Linked DNA regions of Homo sapiens: region 2 is linked to region 1. Evidence: chromatin contacts called from ENCODE Hi-C or POLR2A ChIA-PET data. All regions are on one chromosome and are shown on one strand. Each heading gives the region's core, a stretch centred on a gene start or an enhancer-like site at or near the end of the contact. The rest is flanking DNA. Distances are from core to core; before and after follow the strand shown. Region 1 overlaps PADI2 (peptidyl arginine deiminase 2). Region 2 overlaps RCC2 (regulator of chromosome condensation 2).

Region 1 (6,511 bases), core at 1,058-3,557:
CGCCTGTAATCCCAGCTACTGGGGAGGCTGAGGCAGGAGAATGGCTTGAACCTGGGAGGCGGAGCTTGCAGTGAGCCGAGATGGCACCACTGCACTCCAGCCTGGACGACAGAGTGAGACTGTGTCTCAAAAAAAAAAAAAAAAAGTATAACGGATATAGAGAGTGCTGATGGTTAGTCAGCATTGTAGATGTATTTAATGTCCCGGAACTGTGTCCTTACAAGTGGTTAAAATAACAAATGTGTTAGATTAGGTATATTTTATCACAATAAAAAACATGTTGGACATAAGGATGGCAATGGCAAACACTGGGGACTATTAGAGTGGGGAGGGAGAGAGGAGGGAAAGAGTTGAATGACTAACTGTTGTCTACTATGCTCAGTACCTGCGTGATGGGATCATTCATACCCCAAATCACACAATACACCCAGGTAACAAACCTGCACATGTACCCCCTAAATCTAAAATAGAAGTTGAAAAAGAAAAAAAAGAAGTATGAGGAATTGGCATGGTGTCTCTAACCTGGCTGGTTGTCTCCACCTGATCATCTTTCCCTCTTTCCGTGATTAATTCAAATGCAAACCTCATCCCGACTATGTCTGTCCCAATTATGTGAATGTCTAAACGTAGAAGATAATGTCTCACTTCTGGACTGACAACCACGATGTCTGACCATGCCTTTTGCCCACTAAAGTCCACTTTTCTTCCTGTCCCTAAATTGTATTGCATCTATTTTCTATCTCTCTTTCTAAAATACAAGCTCCTTGAATGCAGATTGCACATCAGTTTCCTTTTCTTTTTCAAAATTTTTATTATAGAGAGGCTGGGTGTGGTGGCTCATGCCTGTAATCCCAGCACTTTGGGAGGCTGAGGCGGGTGGATCACCTGAGGACAGGAGTTCAAGACCAGCCTGACCAACATGGTGAAGCCCAGTTTCTACTAAATAAAAAAAAATTAGCTGGGCATAGTGGTGCCTGCCTGTAATCCCAGCTACTTGGGAGGCTGAGGCAGGAGAATCGCTTGAACCTGGGAGGCGGAGGTTGTAGTGAGCCAAGATTTCACCATTGCACTCCAGCCTGGGCAATAAGAGCGAAACTCTGTCTCAAAAAAAAAAAAAAAAAGTATTATAAAAATGGGGCTCTCACTATGTTGCCCAGATTGGTCTCGAACTCCTGGACTCAAGTGATCCTCTTTCTTCAGCCTCCAAAGGTGTTGGAATTGTAGGCATGAGCCACCAGACCCAGCTGCATGTCAGTTTTCAACCATTTAACCCTCCACTGGGTCTGGTGCCATTTAAAGTATACGCTAGGGCTTGAAGATGCGCTATGCACTGCTGGTGACACTAAGGAGCTGTGGGCAGCTCACAGTCCACCCAGCCACAGCAAGGGTCACAGGAGGCCAGAGGTGCTTCCCAGCATGGCGACCTCACAAACCCCCGATCGGGCCAGACACCCAGGGAAGTGGAGCTGGGTGCTCAGGGACAAAGTGCTTATCTGCCCCACCCTCCCGAGGGTCTCTCTGGGGCCTCCAGCTCGCCACTTCCTGTCAAGGCCCTGTGGCCACTCACCTTTGAACATGATGGCCTCTCCATGGCCGTCCTTCTGCTTCTCTCGGAAGAGCTTGTAGCAGGCCGAGGTGCTGGCCATGAGTAGCAGGAATTTCTGCAAGAGACAGTCCAGAGGGACAGAGTCAGCAGTGGGAAGGCACCCAAGGAGCACGGGGAGGCCCTGCGCTGAGGACCCAGTGCCTTGCCTGCTCATTGCCTCAGGCCTCCCATGCCGAGTGGCAAAGGCTGACGGGGAGGGTGTTCTCTGCTTCAGAGGAATATTTCTCACCTTTCCTCTACCTCAGCAATGTCACCAGATCAAGGCTCAGAGTCAAAGGTGGACTTGGACAGGACATCTCCAAGTTGCCAAGCAGCCACACAATTTGCAGAGAATTTCCAGGGTATGAAGTTGTACCCATAAGAAAATGAAAGAACCTCTTTCCAGTGCCACAGGTGCATAACCTATTTCTCTCTAGAGCATTACCACCAACACAATAGCCACTAGCCTTATGTGACTATTGAACACTTGAGCTGTGGCTAGTCTGAATTTAGGTGTGTCATGTGAGTAAAATCTTTGCCAGATTTTGAAGATTTAGTATGAGAAAAGAATTTAAATCTCTCGTTAATAATTTTTAGGCTGATTATGTGTTGCAATGCTAACATTTTGGATTTATGGGGTTAAAATTTTACCTGCCACAGCAACAACATGCAAACCAGCTTCAGCCTACTTCCTCCTTCCTTTATGCTGTCGAGTTCCTCTAGCTCTTGCCCTCTGCTGGCAGGGGCGGGTAATATATTGGTTTGCTGCTACCCCATTCACTCCAGCCTCGGGAGGCTAGCTTACCTTTGTGCCGGGGATGGGGACAAAGGACATGAACTCATCCACGTGGCCCACAGTCAGCCAGTCTGAGTAGAGCTCCACGGGCGCCTGCACCTGCTGGGCCTTCAGGAAGTCACGCACCACCTTGGTCATCCTCCGACCACCAGACCTGGAGAAGGGAGGAAGAGGAGTTTCAGCAAATTACCCACCGCACCAGAGGGCCTGCAAGAGGAGTTTGGTCTCTGGGACCCACCTCGGACCCAGAGTGACATCAGCAGAGAAGTCCCAGGAAGGAGACTAGGTTGGGTTAAGAGACCCTGGCGCAGGCAGTAAGGCGTTTGAGTCCCAGGGGAAAGAGTAGGTGTGAGTTGCAGCTGCGGCCTGTGTGAAGGGCAGGGAGCCCAGGCTTCAGCCCTTGAGGGTGCCAGTGAGTGTGCAGAGGCTACCTTTTGTGTGCGGGAGTCCCACCTGGCCTGCTGGACGGGGCTAGGGCACAGGAGGGCTCCAAAATCTGCCCTCATCCATGTGCCTCTTTGCTACATTAACTTCTACTTACTTTAATCTTTTTTTTTTCCCCCGAGATGGAGTCTTGCTATGTTGCCCAGGCTGGAGTAGAGTGGCATGATCTTGGTTCACTGCAACCTCTGCCTCCCGGGTTCAAGCAATTCTCCTGCCTCAGCATCCTGAGTAGCTGGGACTACAGGCGTGTGCCACCACGCCCGGCTAATTTTTGCATTTTTAGTAGAGACAGGGTTTCACCATGTTGGCCAAGCTGGTCTTGAACTCCTGACCTCATGATCCGCCCTCCTTGGCCTCCCAAACTGCTGGGATTACAGGTGTGAGCCACTGTGCCTGGACTTACTTTAATCTTTAATCAGTTCAAGAGAAACCTCCTCCAGGAAGCCCTTCCTCATTTCTTTTTTTGTGTGTGTTTGTTTTTTGTATTTTGAGACAGAGTCTAACTCTGTCACCAGTGCAGTGGCATGATCTCAGCTCACTGCAATATCTCCCTCCCTGGTTCAAGCGATCCTCCTTCCTCAGCCTCCCAAGTAGCTGGGACTACAGGTGCCCACCACCCCGCCCAGCTAATTTTTTTGCATTTTTAGTAGAGATGGGGTTTTACCATGTCGGCCAGGATGGTCTCGATCTCTTGACTTCGTGATCTGCCCACCTCAGCTTTCCAAAGTGCTGGGATTACAGGTGTGAGCCACCGCTCCCGGCCAGCCCTTCCTCATTTCTAGACCCCCCAAGGTCTGCAATCTCTCCATTATCCTCCGAAGATAACCCTAGCTCCTTAGGGTGGCCAACAAATTCCTTTCTGATCTGGCTCCTGGCCAGCCCTCCTCCCTCGCTTCCCTCCCTTCCCCCGGTTCTGTCTGCTCCAGCCACCTGCTACACTTGCTATCCCTTGGGGCTTTTCCCTTTGCTGTTCCTTCTGTATGGAATGCGCTTCCTTTACAATCTCCTGATGGCTGCCTACTTCTTAACATCCAAGCCTCAACTCTAGTCACATCTTCAAAAAAACAACAGCTAAGGCACCCCTGTCCCCAGGAATGTTTTATCATGTCACCCTGTTTTATCTTCTCCATTGCATGTATCAGCATTCAGAATTATCTAATTGATTTACTTGATTCCATGTTTATTTTCTGTACTGCCCTTACCCAACTATAAACTCCCGGAGAGCTGGGACTTCATCTGTTCTGGTCACCGCTGTATCCCCAGAGCCTAGAATAGTGCCTGGCACAGAGTAGTTTCTCAATAAATATTTGTCTTTAAGGGCCGCCCCTGAGCTCCTCGAGGGGGTTCAGGGCCACTCCCTGGGCTGACCTGACTCCCTGTTATTCTTTCTATCGTTGCAAGTCCCTCCATTTCATCAGGGTCTATTTGCATGCCTGAGACCTCTGCTATCTCCTTGAAGGCAGGGGCTGGGCTTCCTGTTTGGGACCCTGTGCCTGACACAGGGCCTGGCACTTGGCTGGTGCTCAGGAAATGGTTGCTGAGTGAATGAGTGGCCACTGAGTGGAGGGAGAAGGAGGCAAAAGTGGGCAAACAGTCGCTGGCTGTGCCAGTGGCCTCCCCGCAGAAGGCTGAGCATCCCATGTGGCTCGGAGGAAACTGGCGGCCAAATCCTGGCTGACCCCATCTGTGCAGGCTCCTGGCAGCCCTTTTGTGACGTGAGAACCTAAGGTATTCACTCTTTCCCCAGCGACTGCCCTGACAAGGAAGAATCTGTCTTTTCACTGGCTGGTGGGTCAACTGGGCAGGGAGTGAGGAGAATCATGGACAGGCCAGGGAGCCAGGGACTCACATTTCTGGGGCAGGACCACGTCTGCTCATACCTCTTTTAAGTATGGTAGCCCTGAGGATTCATTGGTACGCTCCCACTCATACCTGTCAGTTTTCCTTCTCTGGACTCCTCCATCCCTTCCCCAGCTGATTTATTTAATATTTTATTTTATTTTATTTTGTTTTTTGAGACGCAGTTTCACTCTTGTTGCCCAGGCTGGAGTGCAATGGCGCGATCTCGGCTCACTGCAACCTCTGCCTCCTGAGTTCAAGCGATTCTTCTGCCTCAGCCTCTTGAGTAGCTGGGATTACAGGCATGTGCCACCACGCCCGGCTAATTTTGTATTTTTAGTAGAGACGAGATTTTTCCATGTTGGTCAGGCAGGTCTCAAACTCCCGACCTCAGGTGATCCACCCGCCTCGGCCTCCCAAAGTACTGGGATTACAGGCGTGAGCCACCGCACCAGGCCTGATTTTTTTTGCCAGAGTCTCTCTCTCACCCAGGCTGGAGTGCAGGGCATGATCTCAGCTCACTGCAACCTCTGGCTCCCAGGTTCAAGCAATTCTCATGCCTCAGCCTCCCAAGAAGCTGGGATTACCACCATGCCTGCTAATACTTGTATTTTTAGTAAAGACAAAGTTTTGCCATGTTGTCCAGGCTGGTCTCGAACTTCTGGTCTCAAGCAATCTGCTTGCCTCGGCCTCCCAAAGTGCTGGGACTATAGGCATGGGCCACTGTGCCCAGCCTATTTATTTATCTATTTATTTATTTTTGAGATGAGGTCTCACTCTGTTGCCAGGCTGGAGTGCAGTGGTGTGATCTCAGCTCACTGCAACCTCCACCTCCCAGGCTCAAGCGATCCTCTCATCTCAGCTTCCTGAGTAGCTGGGACTACAGATGCATGCCACCATGCCTGGCTAATTTTTGTATTTTTTGTAGAGAAAGGGTTTTGCCATGTTGCCCAAGCTGGTCTCAAACCCCTGGACTCAAGCGATCTGCCCACCTTGGCCTCCCAAAGTGTTGGGATTACAGGTGAGAGCCACCGTGCCCCACCAACCAGCTGATTTATAATCTCATTATACACCTTTCCACTTGGGGAAAAGAGTTGTTTATTTAGTTATATATTAGATCCTAAATCACACAAAGATATAAAGGCTAGCTTGATTTTCTTTCCAAGAGTGTCGGCCTCTTAACAGGAAGTCGTGGGAGGGAATAATTCCCCCAGCCACTTGCTCCATGTGTGAGCAACCCAGGCCACCCCAAAAGAGAAACAGTGACTTCCCCACTCCCACAGCCCCTAGCCCCAGCCTGGCTTCTCTTACAGAGGAAAGCTGCTCCCGATGAGGATGCGGCCAAGCGGGTATGTCTTGCCGTTCACGGTCACTGGGGGACTGACCTCCAGGTTTCCAAATGAGTCAAGGCTGGTGACAGACTCAAAGAGGGGCTCCCGGGTCACGTAGCCAAAATCTGGGCCCTAGGCAGAGGGCACACACCTGCGTTAGTCTTCTGCAGCCAGGGTCCTCAGCCCCCAAGCCAGCCACCCTCTTTTATCACCTTCAGTCTGGGTCTGTGGGCACCCAGTTTCCAGGTGGGTTGTCCACGGTCTTCCTATGATTAACAAAGAGCAGGGGCCTGGGCATGGGGAGGCTGAGTGTGTGAGCATCTCGGTGTAGTGTGAGAGTGCGAGTGAGAGTGAGTGTGAGAGTGAGTGTGAGAGTGAGTGTGAGTGTGAATGTGAGTGTGTGGGCATCTGCATTCCTGTGTATGCCTCTATTTCCCAAGCACAGATACATATTGGTGATTTCAGAATTAGTCCGCATTTTATGCTATGCACTTTCAGTTTCCCCATCTGTTGTTG
Region 2 (6,511 bases), core at 3,926-6,425, 350 kb after region 1:
AGGTTTCAGCAAGGCAGTCAACAAATGATTAGAGTCCTTTTATTTGCTATCGACACAGTGGATACTGAACAGACACAACTCCCAGACAGGAGAGGAGGCACATTTGGTGACTGCTTTTTCCACCTCCTTTAAAGAGCTGCACACATCTGCTTTCTCCAGAAGTACAGGACAGAAGCTACTCCAGAAAACATCGAACAGCGGGCTTCCCTGTCCCTCTAGAGGGGTGACAGCTCTTTAAAATAAAGTTAAATGGCATGGCTGGGCACGGTGGCTCATGCCTGTAATCCCAACACTTTGGGAGGCCGAGGCGGGTAGATCACTTGAGATCAAGCGTTTGAGACCAGCCTGGTCAACATGGTGAAACCCCGTCTCTACTAAAAATACAAAAAAAAGTTAGCTGGGTGTGGCAGCGGGCGCCTGTAGTCCCAACTACTTGGGAGACCGAGGCAGGAGAATTGCTTGAACCAAGGAGGTGGAGGTTGCAGTGAACTGAGATCACACCACTGCACTCCATCCCGGGTGACAGAGGGAGACTCCGTCTTTCTTATCTTGGCGTTGCCCAGCCCAGTTCAGTGCACTGCAAAAAAGGGGGCACAAGGCATGAGTGTGTGTGGATGAGACACGGCCATAGTCGGATTTAGGTTCATTCTAAAAGTGATCTATCTGGATTTGGACAACGAAACAAACACCTGCCTTAAAGCAAGTAATACGCTGAGAATAAGCGATTCTGTAGCTACAAATCAAGCCGATTTCCAAACTACCTGCAAGTTGAGTGTAACTGAGCACCTGCGAATTTGTACAAAGTGCTTACATGGTGCCTGGCACACACAGTCACTGCTCCATGAAAGTGAGCCGTTTTTATCACCAACAGCATGTCATGCTTCCTGACGGAAAATCGACTTGCCGGGGTGCAGAGGGGAGGCCAAGGCAGCAGGAGCGCGCACGTGGCAGGAAGCGGACCGCTGCTGGGCACCGCAGCAGGGCTGTGGCCATGGAAACCGCTCTCCAACTGTCTCGGGCTCCACCACGGCAACCAACGCGAAATGTGAAATGTGCGTAAGGGGCTGTTCTCTCTTATTCACTTCTGACTTGAAGTATATTTAGTTTCACAAAGTCACTGTTCCCCGAGGCTAAGGCCAGCGGGCTCGGCGCTATTTTTACCTTTTCCATCTGCCAGGCGCTGCGGCTGCAGGAGCGCGCGCGGCCAGCAGAGGGCGCCCGCGCCACACCTCGCGGAGGCCTCCCCAGAGGGGCTGGAGTGGAGGCAGAGCCACAACCGGGAAGCGCACTTCAGGGAACCGCACTTAGGGTCCGATGGGAAGGAGAATGGAGACCATCAGGTCGGAAGACACTCCCCCCACTAACTGAGAACTGATGCCTGAATTCTCCTTTTCCACCAATGAGATCGAAGAAACAAGTTTCTGGACAACTAGATTCTGGCTAGGGATGACGCACGGGGAGGGGGTCCACCAGGGCTCCTCACGTGGCAACCCGAAATAATCGCCCAGGCCAGGGTTTCCAGAACAACGTTCATTTTCCGTAATTTTCTCATTTTCAATAAAGGCATAATCTTTAAATGTGAAATTGAATGAAGGTGGTCTGATTTTTTTTTAACTTTGAAATCCCTTTATATAAATGAATTCCCAAATCAGAAAAAAAGAAATCTTTTGTAGGACTCCAGTCCCAACTTTTCCATTGAGGCAGTGTTGCAATACTCCATAATCCTGTGAATGAGGACGCGCTGTTCTGCTGAACGTGAGATCCACTTAACGGACAAAGGCTATTATCTGAGATCAATTACCCACATTTCTAACACGTGTGTGCAGCCCCACACTGATCTCTAGTTCTGAATATATACAGTTAGATTACAGAGCTTTTAAAAAATGTACTTCCATACCCAGCTGACCATATTCAGGGCACCCAAAGGAATAGAGGTTTCCTTTGCAGTCCATTATCATACTGAATTCAGCCCCACAGGCCATTTTGGTAATTGGCTGGCCGTTGTACATTATCTGAAAAGACAAGAAAGGAGACTTTCATTTTTTTTAAAGACTGATAAAAAGCCTCTACCTCTCTGCATGTTGGTGGGAAACAATTACTAGGTTACAAACGGAAGTTTAATAAACTCAGTAATTCTGAAGGCAAAAGCTGAAGGCATTTCTAGAACACAAAGCTTAGAAGATATGTAAAGAAGCACCCTCAGACCCCCACCCTCCCAGCACAGAGCAGTTCAAAGCCTAGCCACTGTCTCTTTAAGATCAATAAAACCAAGTCCCTCCCTTCCTTCATCACCTAGACCACTAATTAGGCACTTAGCATTCTTCTGCCTTTAGTAGTAGTTTGTTTTTAAGGTATAAATCTCACCCCTCCAACTCAAGTTTCTTAGAAAAAAAAAGACTGCCTATCTCCTGGGCGCGGTGGCTCACACCCAGCACTTTGGGAGGCCGAGGCAGGCAGATCAGGAAGTCAAGAGATGGAGACCATCCTGGCCAACATGGTGAAACCCCATCTCTACTAAAAATACAAAAATTAGCCAGGCGTGGTGGAGCATGCCTGTAGTCCCAGCTACTCGGGAGGCTGAGGCAGGAGAATCGCTTGAATCCGGGAGGCAGAGGTTGCAGTGAGCTGAGATCGCGCCACTGCACTCTAGCCTGGCAACAGAGCGAGACTCTGTCTCCCCTCCAAAAAAAAAAGACTGCCTATCTCGTATTTGTATTCTAAGCATCTGGCTGGTGACTTTATACAAGGTCAAAACAAAGTATTTGGGGGAAGTACAATTACATCCATATAACATCACTCACTTTCTTTGGAACAGAACAGGCTTACGACAAGGCATTTCTAACAGATTTCTCCATTTGGAAACAAAATGTTTTCAGGATGGTTTTCAACCCGACCACAAACTAAGCCTGTTTTAAAAACTATAGCAAGGCTGTGTGCAGTGGCTCACACCTGTAATCCCAGTACTTTGGGAGGCCGAGGTGGGTGGATCACCTGAGGTCAGGAGTTCCAGACCAGCCTGACCAACATGGAGAAACCCCGTCTCTACTAAAAATACAAAATTAGCCAGGTGTGGTGGCACATGCCTGTAATCCCAGCTACTCCAGAGGCTGAGGCCGGGGAATCACTTGAACCCGGGAGGCGGAGGTTGCAGTGAGCCGAGATTGCGCCATTGCACTCCAGCCTGGGCAAAAAGAGTGAAACTCCGTTCTCAAAAAAAAACAAAAAACAAAAAAACAAACAAAAAAACTCTACAGCATGTAACTAAACATCCAGACCCTGTTTTTACAAGGGGTAAATTAACTCAAACGGAGACCCCACCTTAGAAAATCAAACACAAAAGTAAAGAGAAACAAAAAGCCATGGAGCCGGAGCTGAGGAGGGGTCACCTGCGCGGGGCTGGGAACAGCGTCTGTCTGGTTGCCAAGGCCCAGCTGCCCCATCTTGTTTTCCCCAAACGCAAACACGGAGCCCGTTTCTGGAAGAAAGGAAAAATATCACAAAAGGGAAGATAATGGTGAATGTTTTGAACTAGATTTAGAATCAAAGGCATCAAAATAATAAAAACAGCTCATTTGCCAGGCAGAAGGCAAGTGAGACTGCCCAAAAGCTGGCAGTGCAGACGCTTCACAGCAAAGCCATTTCACATCAGAAACTGGGTGTGCAGAGAAACAGAGGGCAGCGTCTCCTACTCCCAGATGGGCCTCCTATGGCCACTGGGGAGGCTCCCAATGCCCTCAAGAAGCCACTCCATGCCAAGGTTCTCAGGGCCTCTTTCTGATCCTGACCAAGAGTCACAAGGGGAACTCCACCACCCCACGCCCCATCCCCAAGGCAGACCACCTGGCCTCTTGCCAAACTGAGAGGAGACACCAGCAGCCACCTCCTTACCCGTCAAGGCCAAGGTGTGGTTCCGCCCACATGCTGCAGACACAATCACTTCGTGGCTAAGACCCTCGATGAGTCTAGGGGCTTCTACTCTCTTGGTGTCACCATGTCCCAGCTGCCCCTTCTCATTTCGACCTGCAGATCACATGAGAGAAAGTAGAAAAGAGAGAGGGTGGTCCAGGCGGCACCACCAGGAGAAGGCGAGTACAAACACACTCTCAAATGATGCCCATCTGTCTCTGGAAGGTACCCTCCAAATTCCCAACAGCCAAGATCCAGAGCAAAGAACGCCCCGGCCCTCTGCCCGCTGGAATGGCGCCTGCTGCAGCTCCCCGGACCTCCTTCCCTGGGGCAGCAGCGGGACCACCCGTGCACACCTCCCACGTCTCTGCTACAAAGGGAAATGAGAGGCTCAGTGTGGTAGGGACACCATGCACAGGCGGGCATGCTCGCAGAAACACGCCGTTCCCACTTAGAGTGCCTGCAAGACAACCACCCCGTCCCTACCCTCTGAGATGTATTTTAAGACAGCACCCCATTTTGACACCTGGCTCACCAGAGTTTAATCACTTTGGTGCTCTGGGCATCCACTGAGGACCATTTGGTGTCTGCCCAATATTTCTCTTCCTTTTTCTACCCTGTAAATGGTGCTCACATAACAGTGCCAATCCCACCCCTAGGGATCGCCCCTCAAGGACTCTCAGCCACAGGAACCCTGGTGACAAAGCACAGATCCACCCTCAACACAACACGCCCAGCCCCACCTCCAGGACTGCTGCAGGTGCGACCAAGGCCCTGTATCTGTGAATTCCAGCGGAAGGCAGGCCTGAGGGCCAACCCCTACCCCCAAGTCCTCTGCAGAACCAAATTCAACTCCAAACAGACGTGGAAGTTGGGTGGGCCAAAAGGAGGGCTGGGAGCCCCTACACCGCATCTAGGTTTCAACACAAACTACCAAGTTCCAAAACAAAAATTCAACCGGCCACTCTCGGATCCCTCCCGATAAGAGAAAAACCACACATGTAACCTGACGTGGGGAAACTGACGGAGATCTTACAGTGGTGAGAAGTCAGGGCAATTCTAGGGGGTTTTGCAACCTTCTCCAGCAATGAACTTTTCACCCTTAGGTTGTGATAAAGGCAGACAGCAGAGCCATTAAGATGAGTTCCAGCTGTCCTGGAGAAGGCTTGCAGGAGCAGCCTCTGACTACAGAAGGAATTGCGACGAAGGGAAACCAGCCTCTGACTCGCTCTAATTAAAGAACGGCGGGCTGAAGGGCCAGCACTGGCACTCGAGCAGGAGAGGCAGATACACCAGCTTCCAATGGGAGCTGCCCAAGTTCATGTGAAAGGCATGTGAATACAGAGCAACAAGTGCAAGTCTCAGTGGACTGAGATGCGGCAGGACAGGGTGAGCGGGCCACAGATGGAGACCCCACATGAGCAATGCGTCAGCCACCCTCCCGTGGTACTCTACTCACACCAGACGCCGCCCCCTGCCTTCTAGAGTGGCGAGCAGTGGGCCTGTGACACCTTCCAACCCTGTCCTCACCAACTGCACTGTCTGCTCGGGGATCACACGTCTTGATGGCGGGACATACATTGTCCCTGCCCACAGGGTCAGAACTGAGGGCGCTTTCAGAGCCACCACGCAAGTGAAGCTCAGCGAGAGATCAGAACTGAGGTATTTTAAGTTTGGAACACTGACATAAAAGGCTGTGTTCAGTGTTGGAACACAAAGTAGGAGGGGTGCTCTGGGGGAAGGGACACACATCTATGCCAACCGGGAGAAAACAAAAACTGTGGCAATGTCAGCATGTCATCAAGAGACTATAAAGTATAAATTTGGGCCAGACACACTTTAGCTTTTTTCAACAGAATTACAAAATTAGCCATGTGCAGGGAAGACAACAGATGTTAATATATTTGGACTTTGGTACAGCAGCTCATGAAATCACAAAAAACGGTTCAAACAGCCCAAAATAAAAATGCAGTCATATGGACTAAAAGCTAGCCAGAGGACCAGCGACAAAGGGTGGGGACAAACGCCAATATGCCCCGCTGGAGGCAGAGGCCGGGAGTCACCAAAAGGGCTGGGGATAAAATGAGCCTTAGCCCATACCCTATGATTGGAATGATCTGGAAGAGGACACGGGCAGGAATGGGCCGGCCGGCTGCAGAGGACAGTGCCGTGGACAGAGGCTAACAGAAGAACTGGAACCCATCCCGAGTGCCCAGGTGAGGAAAAACAGAAGGGAAAGCCGAACAACTCCAAAAAAGCAAACTGAAGTATCTGGGGAAATATCCTAAGAAGCAGACAACACGGACAGTGAGCTGCCAAGCCTGCAGACCAGACTTGGGCAGACCTCAGACACGAGGGCCATGGCGGCAGGGACGCAGCATCCTATGACATGAGGCGGGAGGTAGAAAAGCCAGTGGCATTTCAAGTGGCAGCAACAGAGGTCTCATGTCATATCGTGCCTCAAAGAGGAAGGAAACTGTCTGCTGGAAGGACAGCCTGCCTAACACACTCACACACCTCAGTATCAGAAAAGATCAAGCTTCGGGCAGAAGATTCAGGAAAATGTTCCTTGTGTAAACACAAGGAATCAAAGAAGTAGGGGCTG

Evidence for each region. A loop is a pair of places that touch in the nucleus more often than their neighbours do. ChIA-PET counts read pairs that join two places held with the same protein, here RNA polymerase II (POLR2A).
Region 2: a map of posterior cingulate gyrus shows a loop between it and region 1 (5-fold over the local background). The contact joins two enhancer-like sites. A Hi-C loop is called at or near these places in 1 of 168 maps with a recorded cell type or tissue (posterior cingulate gyrus). POLR2A ChIA-PET finds 5 or more read pairs at or near these places in 3 of 52 experiments (A673, Panc1 and activated CD4-positive, alpha-beta T cell).

The regions. Positions count from the first base shown.
Region 1 is chr1:17,073,289-17,079,799 of GRCh38, forward strand. It overlaps PADI2 (peptidyl arginine deiminase 2), which reads right to left. Exons shown (of 16, transcript NM_007365.3): 11 at 5,976-6,127; 12 at 2,391-2,535; 13 at 1,568-1,661. Among named protein-coding and RNA genes, the nearest start is that of SDHB, 23 kb to the left of the region's middle. Within about 2 kb of position 2,308, at least 2 of the 41 ENCODE cell types and tissues checked have a DNase peak (open chromatin) inside an H3K27ac peak, as active enhancers do.
Region 2 is chr1:17,418,817-17,425,327 of GRCh38, forward strand. It overlaps RCC2 (regulator of chromosome condensation 2), which reads right to left. Exons shown (of 13, transcript NM_018715.4): 5 at 3,889-4,020; 6 at 3,387-3,475; 7 at 1,898-2,012. Among named protein-coding and RNA genes, the nearest start is that of RCC2, 18 kb to the right of the region's middle. RefSeq lists enhancers at 971-1,505, 3,235-3,989. Within about 2 kb of position 5,176, at least 6 of the 41 ENCODE cell types and tissues checked have a DNase peak (open chromatin) inside an H3K27ac peak, as active enhancers do.